Regions from separate parts of the Homo sapiens genome. Here region 2 is linked to region 1. Evidence: chromatin loops called from intact Hi-C (ENCODE). Cell type or tissue: natural killer cell. All regions are shown on one strand. Links, peaks and the distances in the headings refer to the core of each region. The heading gives the core; the rest is flanking DNA. Region 1 has its middle 8.7 kb from the start of ERMP1. Region 2 overlaps BRD10 (bromodomain containing 10).

The links. Hi-C counts contacts between places; a loop is a spot of excess contacts. Peaks named below come from ENCODE experiments on the same cell type or tissue, not always from the same donor. Only the 100,000 strongest peaks of a DNase experiment are listed, where the experiment ranks them.
Region 2: a loop joins it to region 1, with 2.8 times the contacts of the local background. A loop is called at or near these places in 2 of 110 quality-filtered maps.

The regions. Positions count from the first base shown.
Region 1 is chr9:5,837,205-5,846,411 of GRCh38, forward strand. It overlaps a transcript of ERMP1 not described here. Among named protein-coding and RNA genes, the nearest start is that of ERMP1, 8.7 kb to the left of the region's middle. RefSeq lists cis regulatory regions at 1,989-2,578, 2,259-2,269 and enhancers at 2,085-2,379, 2,202-2,346, 4,551-4,700, 7,309-7,428, 7,559-7,678. In natural killer cell, for the core only: no CTCF peak of the experiment used is centred there; DNase peaks (open chromatin) are centred at 4,247 and 4,747; H3K27ac peaks cover 2,410 bases.
Region 2 is chr9:5,915,471-5,924,677 of GRCh38, forward strand. BRD10 (bromodomain containing 10) reads right to left here. Exons shown (of 8, transcript NM_001017969.3): 7 at 9,188-9,207; 8 at 3,552-7,839. The coding sequence ends at 4,214. Among named protein-coding and RNA genes, the nearest start is that of MLANA, 29 kb to the left of the region's middle. In natural killer cell, for the core only: no CTCF peak of the experiment used is centred there; no DNase peak of the experiment used is centred there; H3K27ac peaks cover 1,398 bases.

The sequences.
Region 1 (9,207 bases), core at 1,765-6,764:
GAACTCCTGACCTCAAGCAATACTGCTGCCTTAGCCTCCCAAGTAACTGGTACTATAGGTGTGCCACTGCACCTGGCCAATTGGTTCTTTAGGGGAAAAAAATCAAATTAGAACCTCATACCATATTACACACACATCCACACACACCCACAATATTCAAGTACAATTCAGAATCAAATATCAACAACTTTTTAACTAGTACAAAAATAAGATGAATATAATTAAATATTTATAATAATCAAGACTCAAAAGTACAAGGACTCTTTAATCAAAAGACAAGTGGAAGATATCATAAAGGGAAAAATCACATATTGGCTACACAAAATTAAAAACTTCTATACATCAAAAACAGTCACCAAAAAGATGAAAAGTCAAATGACAAATGGAGGACATGATTTTCAAAAAACGTTTTTCAAAAAGGGGATAATATGTGTTATATACATTATTCTTTCTCACTCTTTCTGTTCGTGTGTGTGTGTATATGCATGCGTGCACAAAAATCGGTAAGAAAAATATCAACGCCTCAATAGAAAAACATGTAAACCATTCACTTTTTGTAGCAAAGGAATGCATGTGAAAATGTGGACCATTTTTATCACATTGAAAAAGCATTTTTTCACTGGGCACAGTAGCTCAGCCTATAATCCCAGCACTTTGGGAGGCTGAGGCAGGCAGATAACTTGAGGCCAGGAATTCGAGAGCAGCCTGGGAAACATGGTAAAACCCCATCTCTACTAAAAATATTAGCTGAGTGTGGTGGCATGCACCTGTACTCAGGAGGCTGAGGTGGGAGGCAAGAAAGGGCATTCCAAAAGGCACATGGGCCAGGACTTGCAGTGAGCCAACATCACGCACTGCCCTCCAGCCTGGATTATAGAACGAGACTGTGTCTCCAAAAAAAAAGAAAAAAGCTATTTTTTAAAATTATAATATGCACATTTGGCAAACATTTTATTTCTAGGCACTTTTGTGTGATGCTGGAGGACTACATATTGAAAAGACCTTTCTGGAAAGCAATTATGGAAGATGTACCAGGAGCCTTAAAAGAATTCACAGGCAGGGTGCAGTAGCTCATGCCTATAACTCCAGCACTTCGGAAGGTCGAGGGGGGTGAATCACTTGAGTCCAGGAGTTTGAGACCAGCCTGGGCAACATAGCAAGACCCCATCTCTACAAAAAATACCAAAAAAATTAGCTGGGTGTGGTGGTGCATGTCTATACTCCCGTCTACTAGGGAGACTGAGGTGAGAGGATCGCTTCCAGGAGGTCAAGGCTGCCATAGCGCCACTGCACTCCAGCCTGGGCGACAGGGCAAAACCCTGTATCAAAAAAAAAAAAGAAGAAGAAGAAGAATTCATGGTTTTTGATGTAGTAATTTCATATGTAGACATCTATCAAAGGTGTGATTTCAAAAAATGCAAAAGGATACTCATCTGTAAAAATCAAATATATGGAAATGACTTAAGCATATAAAAATAAGAGTTAAATAAATTATAGTACATTCAGAGTTTGGAACGTCATATATTATTAAACACAACTTTACCAAAGTCTGTTTAATAACGTGAGGGAAATGCTCACATTATAAATATTAAGAGAAACAAAAAAAAAAGACACAAAATGGAAATAGATAAGAATATACTAGTGAATAGTAAATAAAAGAAAGGAAAGAACACTAAAGCAATAACAGTGGTTATCTCTGGGTGATTTTCCCCCTCTATTCATTTCTCTACTTTCCACCATTTCTGCCATGAGTTCAGTGTTCCCTTTAAGAGCCATGGGCCTGGCATCAGTCTCCAGCAACCCTGTGCCTAGGAAGGCACTTGTCTGTAGATCACCATCATTTTAAGCCTTAGGAAGGCAGTTTATAAATTGATTCCAACATGGATGTGATCCAGGAGGGGAATGCAATGTCAAAAAGCTGATCTCCAGCCTGTATTCCTCAAGCACATTTCTAGACTAAAAAGTTTAGGGTCAAGATTCAGTAATTAATCAATTGCTGAACCAATTAAAAAAAACTGAGAGAATTTTCACTTAATCATTGTTCTTTAAATTCAGTCTGTGACCTGGGAGAAGAATTGGTGCATATACTTTTTAATGGCTTTGGATTTTGAATTTACTTTTCCCTCCTTCATAGCACATTCCTCATACAATAGGAGAAGAACCCATGAACCCGGAAGTCTCTAGGGATTTATTTGAGGGTCACACACCCAGGGCTCTGTTTGACTTTCTCCACTGGGCTGCAGTGGCAGGTGAGTTAGGACACAGGAGGTGACTCAGCAGTTTGGGAATGAGAGTCACTGACTCATGTGAATTTGCTCCATGCTGAAACTCGATTGTTTTAGTGAACTAAAACATTAATGAGAGTTTACATTGCCAGAGCTCAGCACATCTAGGTGTGCGCACCTGGAGACCCCCAGCACTTCCTGAGCCCCCCTCTACGTAGCTATCTCCTCCTGCAGCCCCCTGAAGCCCTCTTGCAGGCTGTGTCCTGGAACGGTTTCACTTGGCTTTCGGGCTGCATGACCTTCTTCAGGTCTTTACTGGCCTAAAATAGCCTCTGCAGCTGCTGCTTTCCAAGATGCCCAAAGGAGAAAAGAGACAACAATGGATCTTGTAGGAAAATGGCAAATATCTCTCAAAGTGTGGTCTGAGGACCATGTAATATGAGAATCACATGAGGACTTGCTAAAAAAATCATCCTCCTGTGTCCTACCCACCTACTTGGTACATTAGCAATCCATAAGCAGAAAGTCTAGGCCGGGCACGGTGGCTCACGCCTGTAATCTCAGCACTTTGGGAGGCTGAGGTGGGCGAATCACTTGAGGTCAGGAGTTTGTGACCAACCTGGCCAACATGGTGAAACCCCGTCTCTACTAAAAATACAGAAATTAACCAGGCGTGGTGGCGCAGGCCTGTAATTCCAGCTACTCAAGAGGCTGAGGCAGGAGAATCACTCGAACCTGGGAAGCTGAGATTGCAGCGAGCTGTGATGACACCACTGCATTCCAGCCTGGGTGACAGAGTGAGACTTCGTCAAAAAAGAAAGAAAGAGAGAGAGAGAAGAGAGAACGGAAGGAAGGGAGGAAGGGAGGAAGGTTGGGAGGGAGGGAGAGTCTACTGCATCCAACTCTAGAGGTAGGATCCTGTAATCTGTGATTCCTACATAAGCTAAAATGGTAAATCATGCCATAGCCAAGGGTTCACATGTCCAAGAAGGATGTAGGCCAACTGTGATGATCCTGGGCCAGATCACCCCTCCTGCAGCTTTATGAATGTCAGGTCTGCACTGCCATCTTCTCCCTCCCTACCCATGCCCACTGCCCCTCCCCGGCCCCCAGGGCCAGAAAGACTGCATAGCACCTTGCCACACCACATTGGAAAATAGGGATGCAAGAGGCAGTACGATGCCGCAGTTCAGAGCATGGGTGCTGCGCTGAAAGCACTCCAGTATGTTCTTCTGTAACCTGCGGTGTATCCTCCAACGAATGACTTAATTTTGTTATGCCCGTTTCTTCATCTGAGAAGTGGGGTTAATAGGGTTGTCCTGAGGCCCTAGATCAGGAGACCTGTGCCAGCTGTTGCTATTATTCTGTGGTTGGAACCTTCATTTGCATGGCATTAAAACCTTCATTTGCATGGCATTACAGAGGCCAATCACTCCTCTGCTCTGTAGTTGGCTAGGTGGATGAAAGGCAATAGAAAATGCTTAGCCAAGTTCTTTCATAGCAACCTAATTTAAAGTTGATGAAAGGCAACTTGTCACATGAGCCTGAGGCGAACTTGATTTATATTTTACTTAAAGGGCAACTTTTTAATTGTTAAGTGTTACTGTTCTGCTCTCCCTACCCGTAGGAATGTAACATTCATACCCTTGCAGGTATGTACCTCTTTATTAGTTCCTTCTTGTGAAAGGCGGTGTAAAAAAACCTGTTATCCTTTCTCATCTCAAGTCTTTAGTTCCCCTTGGTACATTAGCAATCCATAAGCAGAAAGCCAGAAGTACCAAGAATAGGTTCTCTATTTTTAAAAAATTATAAAAACTTGTTCACAATATGATTCAGCTACAAAAAGGAATGAAGTACTGATACGTACTATAATGGGATGAGCCTTGAAAACATTGTGCTAAGTGGAAGACACCAGACACAGCAGGTCACATATTATCTGATTCCACTCATTTAAAATATCCAGAATAGGTAACTGCATAGAGGCAGAACACAGGTTGGTGGTTAGAACGGACAGGGCAGAGGCGAGAATGGAATCAACTGCTTAAAAGGTATGGGGTTTCCTTTCTGGGTGAAGAAAATGTTTTGGGGCCAGGTGTGGTGGCTCATACCTGTAATCCCAACACTTTGGGAGGCTGAGGCCAGTGGATCACTTGAGGTCAGGAGATCAAGACCAGCCTCGCCAACATAGTGAAACCTGTCTCCACTAAAACATGCAGCTGGGCATGGTGGCACGTGCCTGTAATCCCAGCTACTCAGGAGGCTGAGGCACAAGAATCACTTGAACCCGGGAGGCAGAGGCTGCAGTGAGCCAAGATTGCGCCAATGTGTGTCCGGAACTGGTTCCTTCAGGTGAGTTCTTGGTCTCGCTGACTTCAAGAATGAAGCTGTGGACCCTCGCGGTGAGTGTGACAGTTCTTAAAGATGGTGTGTCTGGAGTTTCTTCCTTGTGGTGGGTTTGTGGTCTCACTTGACTTCAGGAGTGAAACCACATATCTTCGCAGTGAGTGTTACAGCTCTTAAAGGTGGCGCATCCGGAGTTGTTTTTTCCTCCTGGTGGGTTCATGGTCTTGCTGACTTCAGGAGTAAAGCTGCAGACACAGACCTTCACAGTGAGCGTTACAGCATATAAAGGTAGTGCGGACCCAAAGAGTGAGCAGCAGCAAGATTTATTGTGAAAACAGAAAGAACAAAGCCTCCACACAGTGCAAGGGGACTGGAGCAGGTTGCAGCTGCTGGCTGGGGTGGCCAGCTTTTATTCCCTTACTTGGCCCCGCCCACATCCTGCTGATTGGTCCATTTTACAGAGTGCTGATTGGTCCGTTTTTACAGAGTGATGATTGGTGCATTTACAAATCTTTAGCTAGACACAGAGCACTGGTTGGTGTGTTTACAATCCTTTAGCTAGACAGAGAAGTTCTCCAAGTCCCCACCAGACCCAGAAGCCCAACCGGCTTCACCTCTCAACTGCACTCCAGCCTGGGTGACAGGCAGAACGAGACTGTCTCAAAAAAAAAAAAAAAAGAAAGAAAAGAAAAAAGAAAAAAAGAAAATGTTTTGGAACTAGATAGCTGTGGTTTGCACAACATTATAAAGTACTAAATGCCACAAAGTTGTTCACTTTTAAAACAATTTTATATTATGTAAATTTCACCTCAATCAGAAACAAACTTATTAATTGTATATTATTCACAGCTGACTGTAGCAAGTAGACTATAAAAAGAAGTCTTAATTCCAGAGACAAATGCCTCCCCAAGTTCACTTTCAGTAAGCCATTTGCTACTCTGTTGCTGTTATAAATTGTGATGATAATAAGTGCCTTGGATTTCAGTAGCCTCTTACTTCCAAGCAATTCAAAGTACTAAATCAGGATTTCTGATCTCCGTTTTTTAAAGAAAATCAATAAACAGATCTGTAGCAGAGATGCTGATTCTTTAGAAAAGGCTAAGGAAATCGCTTAATTCATAGCCTAAAGTTTTAAAAGCCTTTTCCCTCTCAGATTCCTTCATGATTCTAATATCCTAGCCAGAGATAAGGCTAATCTTTAAGAAGCTCCACAAAGTTGTGAGCCCAAATTAAGAGATTCAGATACAAAAAGCCAAGTGACAAACAGACTTGTTATTCAAAAGTGCTATTATGTCAGCAAGGTAATTGGGACTTATTTAGGGAACAGAAAAGAGCATTTACCAACCATTTCCTGACATGGGCAGATAAGGTGATAGAATAAAACAGGTCAGGTTAAGGTTAGAAGGAGTGGTAAGGACTGGCGTGAACTAGAACCCTGGCTCCACCTAAATCAGTAACAGTAACCATAGCTCTGCGGAATTTGGGGCTCAGCACAGCCAAATCTGCTATTTTTTCAAGAAATGACAGAAACTCAGATATTTATGTGAAACCTTCTGCTCTGTTAATGTTGGAAACAAATTTAAAAAGAGAAGAACATTTTGTGTGCCAAAGAAAATAGGTGTGTAAACTGGATTCCACCCACCTGCTGCCAGTTTGAAGCCTCTGAGCCCTCACCTTTAAGCCCTCAAGGACATACTTGATTAAAGATAAAATATTTCCCTGAGTGGGGATCAGGTTATTCATGAGATTCTTATCTCCAGATTTGGGGGAAAGTTTATAGTGCTAGAATGTATCAGATGTAGCTAGCCAGTCAAGTCTCTTTCTTCTCTCCTTCTTAGTTGAGAGGTCAGTCTTGTCAAATGCCCCCCTCCCCGCTTCTAGCCACTGCTTTGTTTATTTTGCAGGAACAGTGAATAAGTAGCAGAACGCTTTCTGAAGTTTTTGCTGATGCAGAGCCGAAGATCTCTGCTACAACAAATGTTCTGAAATGGAGTCTTCTCTCTCATCCCCATCCCCTACCACGGACAGTGTTGCACACACCGGGGTTGTAAAACTCAAAGGCAGAGTTACAGCCCTCCTGGATTTTAGACCAAGCCTGGGGATATGCAGCTGTATTTACTCTTCTTGTGTGTCCTGGGGGGAGGAAGGATGGGAAGAGCAGTGCATCCTGGAACCGTGGCTATGGAAAATAACGAGCACTCCTCCACCCCCTGGCCAATACCGGCACAGACTTAATTTGAGGGGTAATGTTCTGTGAAGTATGATGGCATTTCCGGGAGAAGAATCTCAGTCAGACCTACAATCAAACATACATTTCCTTACCAGGGGTAAGGAAAAAAATCTTTCCTCTTAAAATTAGACACCCTGTCCTGGAAAACACTAACATCCTACATCCTGAGACTTCCTTCCTGCAGCCTTCCAGCTCTTTCTGCCCAGACTCAGATGTAAGTGGCCAAGTAGCCACAGGCTGCCTAGCAGAGAAGATTTTGTGTTTTTTTGTTTGTTTGTTCGTTTGTTTCAAGACAGAGTCTTGCTCTGTCACCCCAGACTATAGTGCAGTGATGCGATTTCAGTTCACTGCAACCTCTGTCTCCCAGGTTCAAGTGATTCTTGTGCCTCAGCCTTCTGAGTAGCTCTTATTATAGGCATGTACCACCATGCCTGGCTAATTTTTGTATTTTTAGTAGAGATGGTGTTTTGCCATGTTTCCAGGCTGGTCTCAAACCCCTAGGCTCAAGTGACCCACCCTCCTTGGCCTCCCAAAGTGCTGGGATTACAGGCGTGAGCCACCACGCCTGGCCCTAGCAGAGAAGATTACAGTCAATCTTTGTGAGAACTAAAGAGAAACTTCTGCCGTCACCTTTGCGGAGAACTGTCAAGGAGCCGCTTGGTCAGAAGAGCAGGAACTCCTCTGGAAGAAGCCTGGGCATACCTCCTGCACCCCTCCTCATCCCCTTTTTGTTTATATATGGGTGGATTTTTCAACTTTATCAGCCTTGCAGGAAACCATAAATATATTTCCAGTTGACAGTCAAGTTTTCTGGTTGTGAACCTCAGGTCTTCTAAAGTCACCATCTGCTACAGAAACAAAAGTCAACAAATACCACATTCTTCCCAACTGGTCTACCAAAAATTATGGCTGCTTTGAGCATGTCAGCCTTGTGGTTTTCTTCAGAGGGCAGGATGTGTCCTGGCCCCTCTGGTAGTTTAGCTTGGTTTCCTGCCAAAGCGAACAGGGGAAAATGTCCCCCCACCCCCGCCAGCTCTTCCTTGGGGCAGTATAGGGCCTTTGAAACTTAAACTTGCATTTGTCGAGCCTAAAACTTGAATCATCGTGTTTTGTTTTTGTTTCCATTGGGAAACTTTCAGTGTTTTTTTTTTTTGTTGTTGTGGTGGTGGTGGTTTAATTTTTTTATAAATCATTGTTTCTTCTTAAAGTTTTAATGCCCCTGACCTGTGACTCTGAGAGGATTTGACAAATTATCTGTGCTCTTAAAAGGAAGTTTCTTGTCAGGTGTTTTTGCTTGTGCCTATAATCCCAGCTACTTGGGAGGCCAAGGCGGGAGGATCACTTGAAACCAGGAGTTCAAGACCAGCCTGGGCAACATAGCAAGACCCCATTTCAAAATAATAATAATATTAAAAGTAACTTTCTTAAAGTTTGAGGGAGTGGGGAGGAGGATGAAGAGAGAGAGAGAATAACTTATTCAAGTTATCTTCTCTTTTTCTTTCACAAAACTAACTCCTGATTGATTGATTGATTGATCGATCGATAGATTATCTGGAGTTCTTCCAGCCTGTGGATTAACTGCACTCCACCTCATCACTCCCTTCCATTTGCTACCAGTGTCTTTTGTTATTTCTGCCACAGATTCTCTAGTGAAGAAAAGAAACCACTCAAATTGGTTCTCCTTGATCACACCAAAGAGAGGTTGTAGGGTGCCCTCTTAGAGCAGACAGTGGAGTCAACTCTTGCCTCAGGAGAGCACGCCTTGCTAAGGGCTCTTTGGGTATTTTTGTGAGGAGACTGAGGAGAACTCAGTAGGCCTGAGGAGTATTTTTGAGGCCACAGAACCATGGACAGGTGTAAGGGGAAGTTCCAGGAGGGAGGCAATTAGTGTAACTGTTGTTCAGGCCCTCGGAGTGTTTGGGTCAGGGAGAAGGGCAGAGAAGAAGCCACTTTGGAGTGTCAGGCAGGCCTGGATGGGCAAATGTGGCCAGTCAGTGCTTCTTGAACTTGTTTGTGCTTAGGTGCTACCTGGGGATCTGGGTCTGGAGAGGTTGGGTGGGGTGGATTCTGCACCCCTAACACAGCCCCTGCTCATGTTCATGCTGTGCTTTACCTCACTAGGTAACCACACTTTGTGAAGCAAGATGGTAAATATTCTGGGAGCTAGGGACAGCTTAAAGGTAAGGCCAGAGGCAAGGCCAGGGACAGCAAGCAAAAGCAGCCTGCATCCATGTCACTATTAAGGCACCAGATGGACAGTCTTACTGGAAGCCTGCCAAAAGTAGAGCAAGACCCCTCCCCCGCCACCCACCCAGTGGCCCACAGATCTGGGCTCAAATCCTAGCTCTGCTACTAATTTGCTGTGTGACCTTAAGGAAGTCATTTCATCCCTCTGAGGCTGTTTCCTCA
Region 2 (9,207 bases), core at 4,208-9,207, 81 kb after region 1:
TATACTTTCGAATATTCTTCAGTCCTCTATCAGCTAGCTCAACCTATTTTTATAATCATTCCCTATGGGTCCTCTTAACCTATAGCATTTCATTCAAATTCAACTGCTGTGTTCCCTACATGCTCCTTGGGCTTTTCTGAGACTCAGTCTTTGTGGGCCCAGTTATAAACGTACTTGCAGTCATAGCACAAATGCCACCTCTTACATGAAACCTTCTCTGGAAACTCCCTGCTAAATTCTTATAGTTCTTTATTCCTCTAACTTATTATTATTTTACTATTTTTTGTATTGAGGACAGAATGGAATCCTACTCATCTATATCGTTCCTGCAACATCTTCTACATTATATGGTTCTCAAGAAGTGCGTAGAATACATTTACAACTCTGGTAGATGCCTTGAATTTGTTTGATAATTACTTTAAGAATGTTTTACATGCATCATTCTTAAAGTAATTAAGATGATTACATACATCATTTGATTCTCTAATACTTCTTCATACATTTTTAACTATATGTTTCTCACATTCACATTTTCTCTCCAGGTTGTAAGAACCTTCTAAACTATGCTATACCCTTCAACTTTTCTAAGCCTCAAGCACCATGCTGTGGATAGTAAATGCTTGCTGAATAAATGTGTAAGAATAACTGGGGCAGATGACAACATTATAGTAACAATAAGCCAATAAGCTCAGATGATGGCAAAACTACTTCTGGAATGACTTCAGGTAAACTGTTTATCATTTCTAAGTTTTAGTAACTTTGGCTAACTAAAATCCCTATCAAATTTCTTAGATCTCTTTCAGAATTTGCCACTTTCTCAAGCTTTTAATGTTAAAAAATTCTAAATTTAGGTTGATCTACTGGATCAAGCAAACATTTCCACTGATTTTAGTGTACATATTCTAGCTATCACTACTTTAATCATAAAACTATTTCAATTAATTATTAAATACACCAATAAAATTGGAGACTTGGGACTTGAGCAGGACTTCAGCTATTTAGTATTACACATGTATGTGTGTATATATATGTATGTGTATATATACATATGTGTGTATATATATGTATATATAAAACTAATCACTATATATAAAACATATATAAAACATATATAACATATATATAAAACTAATCACAAAGGAAAAACTTTTTGTGAGGGCAGGAAAAACCATAGGAAATGAGAGGAAAGGGAAGTGCTAACACACCAGAAGGAGGCAGGCTATTTCAGCATCTTTTAACTTAGTATTTTAGGTGATACAGAACACAGATATCCAAATGGCTTAATTCTATACTAAGTATAAAAACATGACTCTCCAGTATCATGAATCTTTTCAGGTGGCATTGTGGTGACGTTTCTTCCTTTTCATGTATGCCTTTATAGACGCCCTTTACAGAACCCTTAATAACACTAAACACAATGAATTCAGGAATTTAACTTTGTGCTCTAGCCACGATCTCAGAAATCCACATGACCTACAAAACTGGAGGCAAAGGAATTTGGGTTTTTGAAGATATAAATCCATTAATCGAATTTCTAGTTTAAAAAATGGAGCATTAGTTTTAAAAAGTAAACTAGACCTTAAATAAGAGGTTATCTAGATTTGTCACCCACCTACTCAACAAATATACATTGAATACAGTGTGCCAGGTGCTGGCACAATAATGATGATGATTGATAAGGTTCCTGAAATTAAATAATTTCAAACAAGTAATTATAGTTTTGAAGAAGTGCTATGTTGTTCTCAGTCTGAGTGACTGCACAATATAATAATGCTGGCTGAGGTATGACAAGGACAGGGAGTTACATAACACGTAATAAGAACCTGTAATGGAACATTAGGTCAAAGAAGACATCTGGGAAGACCTTCAAGTGTCTTGAATTTTCTAGAAACTAAAAGAAAATTAGAGTACAGTGAACAAGAGGGAGAACAGGTTGAAATGAAGCTGGAGAGGTAGGCAGGAACAGACTGAAGAGCTTTTAAAACTTTAAGTGGGGACTTCAGTACGAAGGTTCACCAGATCACACAGAGCTATGAAGGTCATATTAGAATTTTGGATTTAGGAGTTAGAAGAGATTTAGTGGCTGGGTGCAGTGGCTCACACCTATAATCCCAGCACTTTGGGAGGCCAAGGTGGGCAGATCACCTGAGGTGGGCGGATCACCTGAGGTCAGGAGTTCGAGACCAGCCTGACCAATATGGTGAAACCCCATCTCTACTAAAAATACAAAAATTATCTGGGCTATGGTGGTGCACACCTGTAATCCCAGCTACTCAGGAGGCTGAGGTGGGAGAATTGCTTGAATCCAGGAGGCAGAGGTTGCAGTGAGCTGAGATAGCACCATGGCACTCCAGCCTGGACAACAGAGAAGACCCCGTCTCAAAAAAAAGAGAGAGATTTAGTGGTTAGTTTAGGTCCTTCACTGGGATTAAAGTTGGGCCATAGGTAATTCAGTAAATTAGTTTCTTAAAATGGCTTAAGAGAATTCTTCTGAGACAAAAGGCAAACAGTTTTGGGTCATTTTGTTTTAAAAGCTGAGTAGGTAAATACAGCCATTTGTTGAGCACCATCAATGCGCAATGCAATGCACTTGAAATATCACCCACTTCCCCAGGGCTTTCTTAACTGACAGAAAAACGGGGAGAGTGACTTGAGTAGAGCATAAACATGACTAGGAAAAGTACTTAGAGCATAAATAGCGGTTTCTGAGAGCCTTTAGTGACTTTCTAGGAATATTTTCACTACCCTCTCCACTTTGATAACAAATACACTTTGATGTAGTCTCAAAGGAAATCTTTAGGCCTATGCTTCCATATCATTTCCAACCCCCAACAATAACTTCATGTGATGAAGTTTAACAACATTATAAATGGAAGGATGAGTATACAGTTCAGTAGCTCAAGATAATGGATATAAAGATCCAATAAATATAAAAGCTACCTTTTATTTAAAACGAGGCATATTCTTGGGTGCGGTGGCTCATGCCTGTAATACCAGCACTTTGGGAGGCCAAGGTAGGTGGATCTCTTGAGACCAGGAGTTCAAGACCAGCCTAGCAACATGGTGAAACCATCTCTACAAAAAATTAAAAAATTAGGCATGGTGGCCCATGCCCGTAGTCCCAGCTATTAGGTTAGTGAGAAAGTAATTGTGGTTTTTTGCCGTTAGTGGCTTTTTTTTTTTTTTTTGCCATTAGTGGCATTAGTGGCAAAAAAACCACAATTACTTACACACCAACCTAATACTTGGGGGGCTGAGGTGGGAGGATGGCTTGAGCTCAGGAGGTGGAGGTTGCAGTGAGCTGAGACTGCACCACTACACTCGAGCCTGGGCAACAGGTGAGTCAAAAAAAAAAAAAAAAAAGGCATTTTCTGAAACACAAGATTTAAGTGAAAGTAGTATTTGTAAGCTGGAAAGCCATGTACAAGTGCTAGCTCTAATTCAAATTTCCCACCCTTAATTCTTTCTTGTAAAGGACTGTCTTCAATTACATCCTGTATTCTTTCAATGGAACAAGAACACACGTTAAAAATGGTATTCAAACAAAGAAATACAGCAACTCAGTTTATTACATGCAGATTCTTCTGCATTGTTGCTAACAGTTCACTGGTCCAAAATTACTAAAATACTTAAAAAACTATACATTATGTAAACAAAACATAAATAAGACAGCATAGTTCTTTGTACATATATTTAGTACAGGTTGTTAGGGATTCTGGAATATGTACAATTTTACATCATGGACTGCATTTTTCACAATGCATAAATATATATATGTATTTTTTTTTTTACAGAAACAAAAATAAGATTTCACTAATGACACTGAATACCATATCATAGATATGCTGCAACAGTCCAAATTCAAGAAGAAACATGTCAATGTAAATGTGCAAAAGGCTAGCTTACTCTAAACTATTCAAACTTTGTTCACTTTATGTTCTACAGACAGGTAAATCCTGACTTTAAACACAGAACCTTGAAACCCTCCTCAGAACAGTAAGTGAAATGGAACAGATCTTTCCCTCCCCAAGAAAACAAAGCCTTGTTGCAAGCTAATGAAAAGATACATTAAAACACACACACACACACACACACACACACACACACACACACAATGTATAGTATGCTTTCAACAGTATAATAAACATTGAAAATTTTTATGGGAGTCAAAACAATGCCCCATTATTTAAAAACTGGCTCTTTTAGTCTAAATTCAAGATGCAGCTCTGTCAGGCTTCTCTAAGCCCGACGACTGAAAAGCAGGGAAGACAGACGCAGGACTTCGACTGGCAGATACAACAATCTGAGAGAGAGATGGAGAGAGTGAAGAAACCTTAGATGCTGGAGTATTTATGGTATTCAAAATGGCTCCTTCTGGGCTAACCAACAATTTTTTGACAGGTGGGTCCAAATGAAACACTGAAGTGCTACTTGGCAGTGGAGGATTACTGGGGCAAATGGCAGAAACCAAAGATGTCTTAGCCAAAAGAGTAGCTGGAGACTTAATTACTGAAGTCAGTGATACTGTTGGTACAGGAGGTGGAACAGGAACCTTAGCAGTTGTGTTTATGAGTTGTGGTGATGTATGTACTGTGGGTATAGAACTTGCATTCCCAAAAGAGTTTATAAATTTTGTAGGGCTTCTTAGAGGATGTTGTAGAGGTTGGCCACTTAAGGAATTATTTGATGCTAGTGTGATCTTCTGGGCAGAGTTATCTATTGGTGTAGATTGAATGCCTTGGCCACTGTTAAGAACTAAGGGGGCTCCATATTTTGGATTAGTAGATATAAGGAGAACATGGCTGCCAGCTCCAAGACCTTGTGGTGGAACAATAAACCGGGTTCCGTTAATCATAATCTGAGTACCAGGTGCCAAAGGTGTACTGGTATTGATGACTATTTTTTGCTGAATACAAGGTTCACTGAACTGACTCCCGACTAGACTAGTTACATTGGATGGTGCCGAAGCCGTGTGAATGGTAGTGCCACCTGGAGCAGAACTGTAACTGGGGGTTTTTACTAAAGCTTGCTGATTTGGCAGAGAAGCAAAATTGGACGTATTAGTTATTTTACCTGGACTTGTTGAAAGGGACGACAATTCAGTTTGAGGTTTATTTGTGTTTACATTTGTTGGCACTGTAGTTGAAATCCCTGGTGAATGGAACTGGAGTGAAGTCCGAGATTGTCTTTTAGAAATAGATACAGAACGTGTGGCTCCTGGTACTGCTGCCGAATGTGGAACTGTGTTTATTATTTTAGGGGATGTAGTCGCAGGTGTAGGTAAGGCAACCGTAACAGGAATTTGCAAAGCTGATGTTAAACATTTAGGAGACACTACTGGTTGTGTAGTTGAAATCAGAACAGATGATGCAAGGTGTCCTGTTTTCACAGTTGATATAGCCACAGTGTTTCCGAGACTTGATGAGCAAAGTCTATTTGACAAAATAGGCATAATTCTTGAAGAGGTATCATTTCCACTGACTAAAACAGGAGGTTGTGCCCCAGCTGAAGCAGAGGCTGAGGTCACTGGAAAGGAACCCAAAGATAAATTTGCTCCGGTAACTGAAAGCACATTTACTGCTCTTGCTGAAGAAACCACTGATTCATTAACAGGGGTAATATTCTGACTCACAAAATTTGAGCTTACTGGAACTGAATTACCACTTGTTGACAATGGCAAAATATAGCCCTTGCTACTTTTGTCTTCTCCTTTTGGGGTTACATTTTGTAATATGTTAATTGATGGTATAGCTGGCACAGTGCCTGAAGTATTTACAATTGCTTGACCTATGTTTAGTCCAATTTTCACATCCTTTATCTGAGACACAGCTGGTGATGAATTTATTTTTATTGGTGTGCCCACTGTAGACGGAATCAGTACTATTTGGGGTTGCTCTGGAGTCTTAACATATGCTTTATGCAATGGAGGAGGAAGAGTTTGTTTTAATGATTCTGCAACAAGAGTTGGGGTTGATGTACCACTAGGAACTGGGGCATTAATAAAAACTAATTTCTGGGCAGAAACACCTGTAGATGTCAGCGCAGGTGTCATATTAATTGCAGTTCCATTGCCAGAAGAAAGAATAGATGGAGCTGATACCAGCATAAGTTTCTGAACTGGAGTCCCACTGATTACATCTCCATTTGTTGCTGCTGTTGCTTCTGACCTTGTAACAGGGTAACTTTTTGTGATATAATCTACTTGTTGCTGTTTAGTTGGAGTATGAATAATATTTGCATTGTTTTGTCCAAAATTTGCTGCTGATATGCTAATTACACTTACCGAACTACTTGTTGTTGATGGTAGTAGAGTACTAGAACAAATAGAGGACTTCAAGGGAGAAGAGGGCATGTGTGAAGTTTTATCTATCACGTGGCCCAAATCACCACTGCCAGTGGTGTGGCCTAATGTAAGTTTGAGATTTTTCCCCATGGATGGGGCAAAGCTAGCTGGAATGGAAACAGAAGTTGGTGTTTGGCTAAAAGGTGAAAGACTAGATGTAGTAGTTGTTCCAGCTACAGGTGAAAAAGCAGAGGAAGAAGTTGTTGATTTTGGCACCAGAAATGCCTGCAGCTGAGGAGCAAAAGTGAAAACTGAACTTGAAGATACAGTATTGGGTGAATTTTGATCTGGGTTGGTCTGTACTTTTACAACTCCAGTGTTCCCACCTCGTGTCCTAACAAGAATTGACTGTGAATCTCTTATGCACACAGTTTTCAGCTCTTGCTTTGCTTCAGAAGAATCAGCAGTCTGTTGTGCAAAACAGTTGAAGGAACTACCAGGATTTGTAGACCCATTTAGTGTTGTTGTTGATGACAGAGGCTGACCTGTGGAGGAAATGGTCGGTGAAGCACTGGGCAAGGAGAATGTGGCTGCTGAAACTGCATTCTTGGCTTTTCCTGCCTCACTCTGGCTAGTCTTAACTGATGGTGTTAATAAGTTACTTACAGAGGTTACAGGCGACAAAGGCTGTGGTCTAGCACTACTTATATTTGATAAAGGTGTAATTGTTTTGTTGAAAGCTGTATTTGGTAGTTGGGTAGAAACAGTTCCTGGTGAGTTGACAAAAACTGATGCTAAAGAAGAATTTATATTTGTTGTCTGTGGGAAAGATGAACAATGTTGTTCTGTACCTTTCTGTTGAAGTGGTGGCACTTCTTTTGCAACTGCTTTTCCTTCTTTATGCTGAATCACAAAATTCTTAGGCAGAATAAGAACTTGCTGCATGATTTTTTCTCCTGTTTTAGGATCCACCATAGGCTGCACCTGAATCTTTACAGAGCTATTTTGAAGATCTATTGGCAACCACTGGCCACAGGGCATTTTGTATACCATTTGTAAAGGACCTTTTGTATTGGTGTGGCAGGTCAATGCTGGCTTTATCGGGCTTGCTTCCGGAGGAGATAAAACTGGTTTTTCCACAGCAAGAGCATTTCTACCTGTGGAAGGAGGCAGTTGATTTGTTAAGGTCACTTTATTCCCAATATTCTTTGCAAGCAAAGCCTGAATGGGTTTGGTCCCTTTCTGGAGAGTAGACACTGGTACTGAATCCAATGAGGCAAATGACTCTGGAAATGATGGCTCTGTATGCTTTGATTCACTGAAACAGTCAATCTGCACATCACTTTCTAGATTCTCAACTGTTGTCTCATTTGTGCTTAACTTTGCCTTCTTCCTTGGAGAAAGCTCTTTTGTGCTGTCATCCACATAATCAGTTTGTTTGGACTGTCGTTTAAGTGTTTTAAGCAGTGTCTTCGGTAAGTCTTTTGAAGGCAATTCCTTTTTCAACAGCTTGCTTCTAGCCATAGGAAAATCTATTTCTGACAACTTCATATCATCTGAAAATTATAAAAACGGGCATTTTGTTTATATAAAACAGCAACTAAATAGTAATAACATCAACTGTAAAAAAGAAAGTCAATCTTTGAGCTGGCAGTGTATTAAGAAATCTACTGCAGGGTGATTCAAAAGCCTTAGCACCACTGATGAAGACAAAGGTAAGGTCATCTTTGACATGATAATCTAGATATCATAACCATGCCCAAGAAAAACCTATTATTGAGAAAATTTTTTTGGTCAAAATTTTTGGTCAAGAATTCTGCTAATTCTTCTGCCAGTGTAAGTGCAAAAAACTGTTTCATTAGAAATACCCAAATAAACAATCAGGGCTCAGAATTTAATTTGCAAAGGAATCTAGTTCTCTTTTTCTAGCTAGGAACATTTTGATACCATAGAGAGATGGTTCTCCAATCTATTCTATTTCTAGAGACTCTAAAGGACAAAAAATATCCAGCTTTTACTGATGTTCATCCTTATAGTGAAAAAATTTATGTTCATATTCGGTCAAACTAGGTTTATAAGACATTACTCTTAATTTGCCAAAGATGGAAAACAATAAGTTAATGCATTTCTAACCACTCTGTTGCCCATATTAACCTCTACATAACCAAAGAAAGTCATTAAACTAGATTTACATAACGTAATCTGATAAACTGAAATGAATTACAGGTAATCTAATCCAGCCCTTTATCCTTATTAAAATGATGTGTTCATTCTGGTCTCATTAGGCCATCAACCATGGTAATTCCTGAAAAAATAATCTTCACAATATTAAGAACTTGTCAAATTCTATTTCTAAAGTAAATTTCAGATACAGTGCTTCAAAAATACTAATAATAAAAAGAAGAGCATGAACCAATTTCAAAGGGATTACAGATCAAGGGTGTGTGGTTTGTAATGGGCAATGACAGGCCTACAGTTTGCAGTCAATTACTGGCTCCTGAAACTCCTAGAAATGTAATAATGACTCCAAGAAACTTTTTTTTTTTTTTGAGACAGCATTTTGCTCTGTTGCCCAGTCTAGAAAGCAGTGGACAGCTCACTGTAACCTTAAATTCCTGGCCTCAAGTGATACTCCTATCTCGACCTCTTGAATAGCTGGGACTACAGGGATGCAACCACCATGCCTGGCTAATTTTTATTTATTTTTTTGTTGAGATGGGGTCTCGCTATGTTGCCTAGGCTAGTAGAAACTTCTTATAAGGATGTGGACACTACTTCTTCAAAACATAACAGATTTCCCTAATCAATATATTTCATTGACCATATTATCTTTTGCCTTCACAGCAAACAAAAACTTCTCTTTGTGCCTTCAGTGTTGACTTAAAAAAAAAGTTTAATGCTTACCTGAATCAAAGTGATCTTTC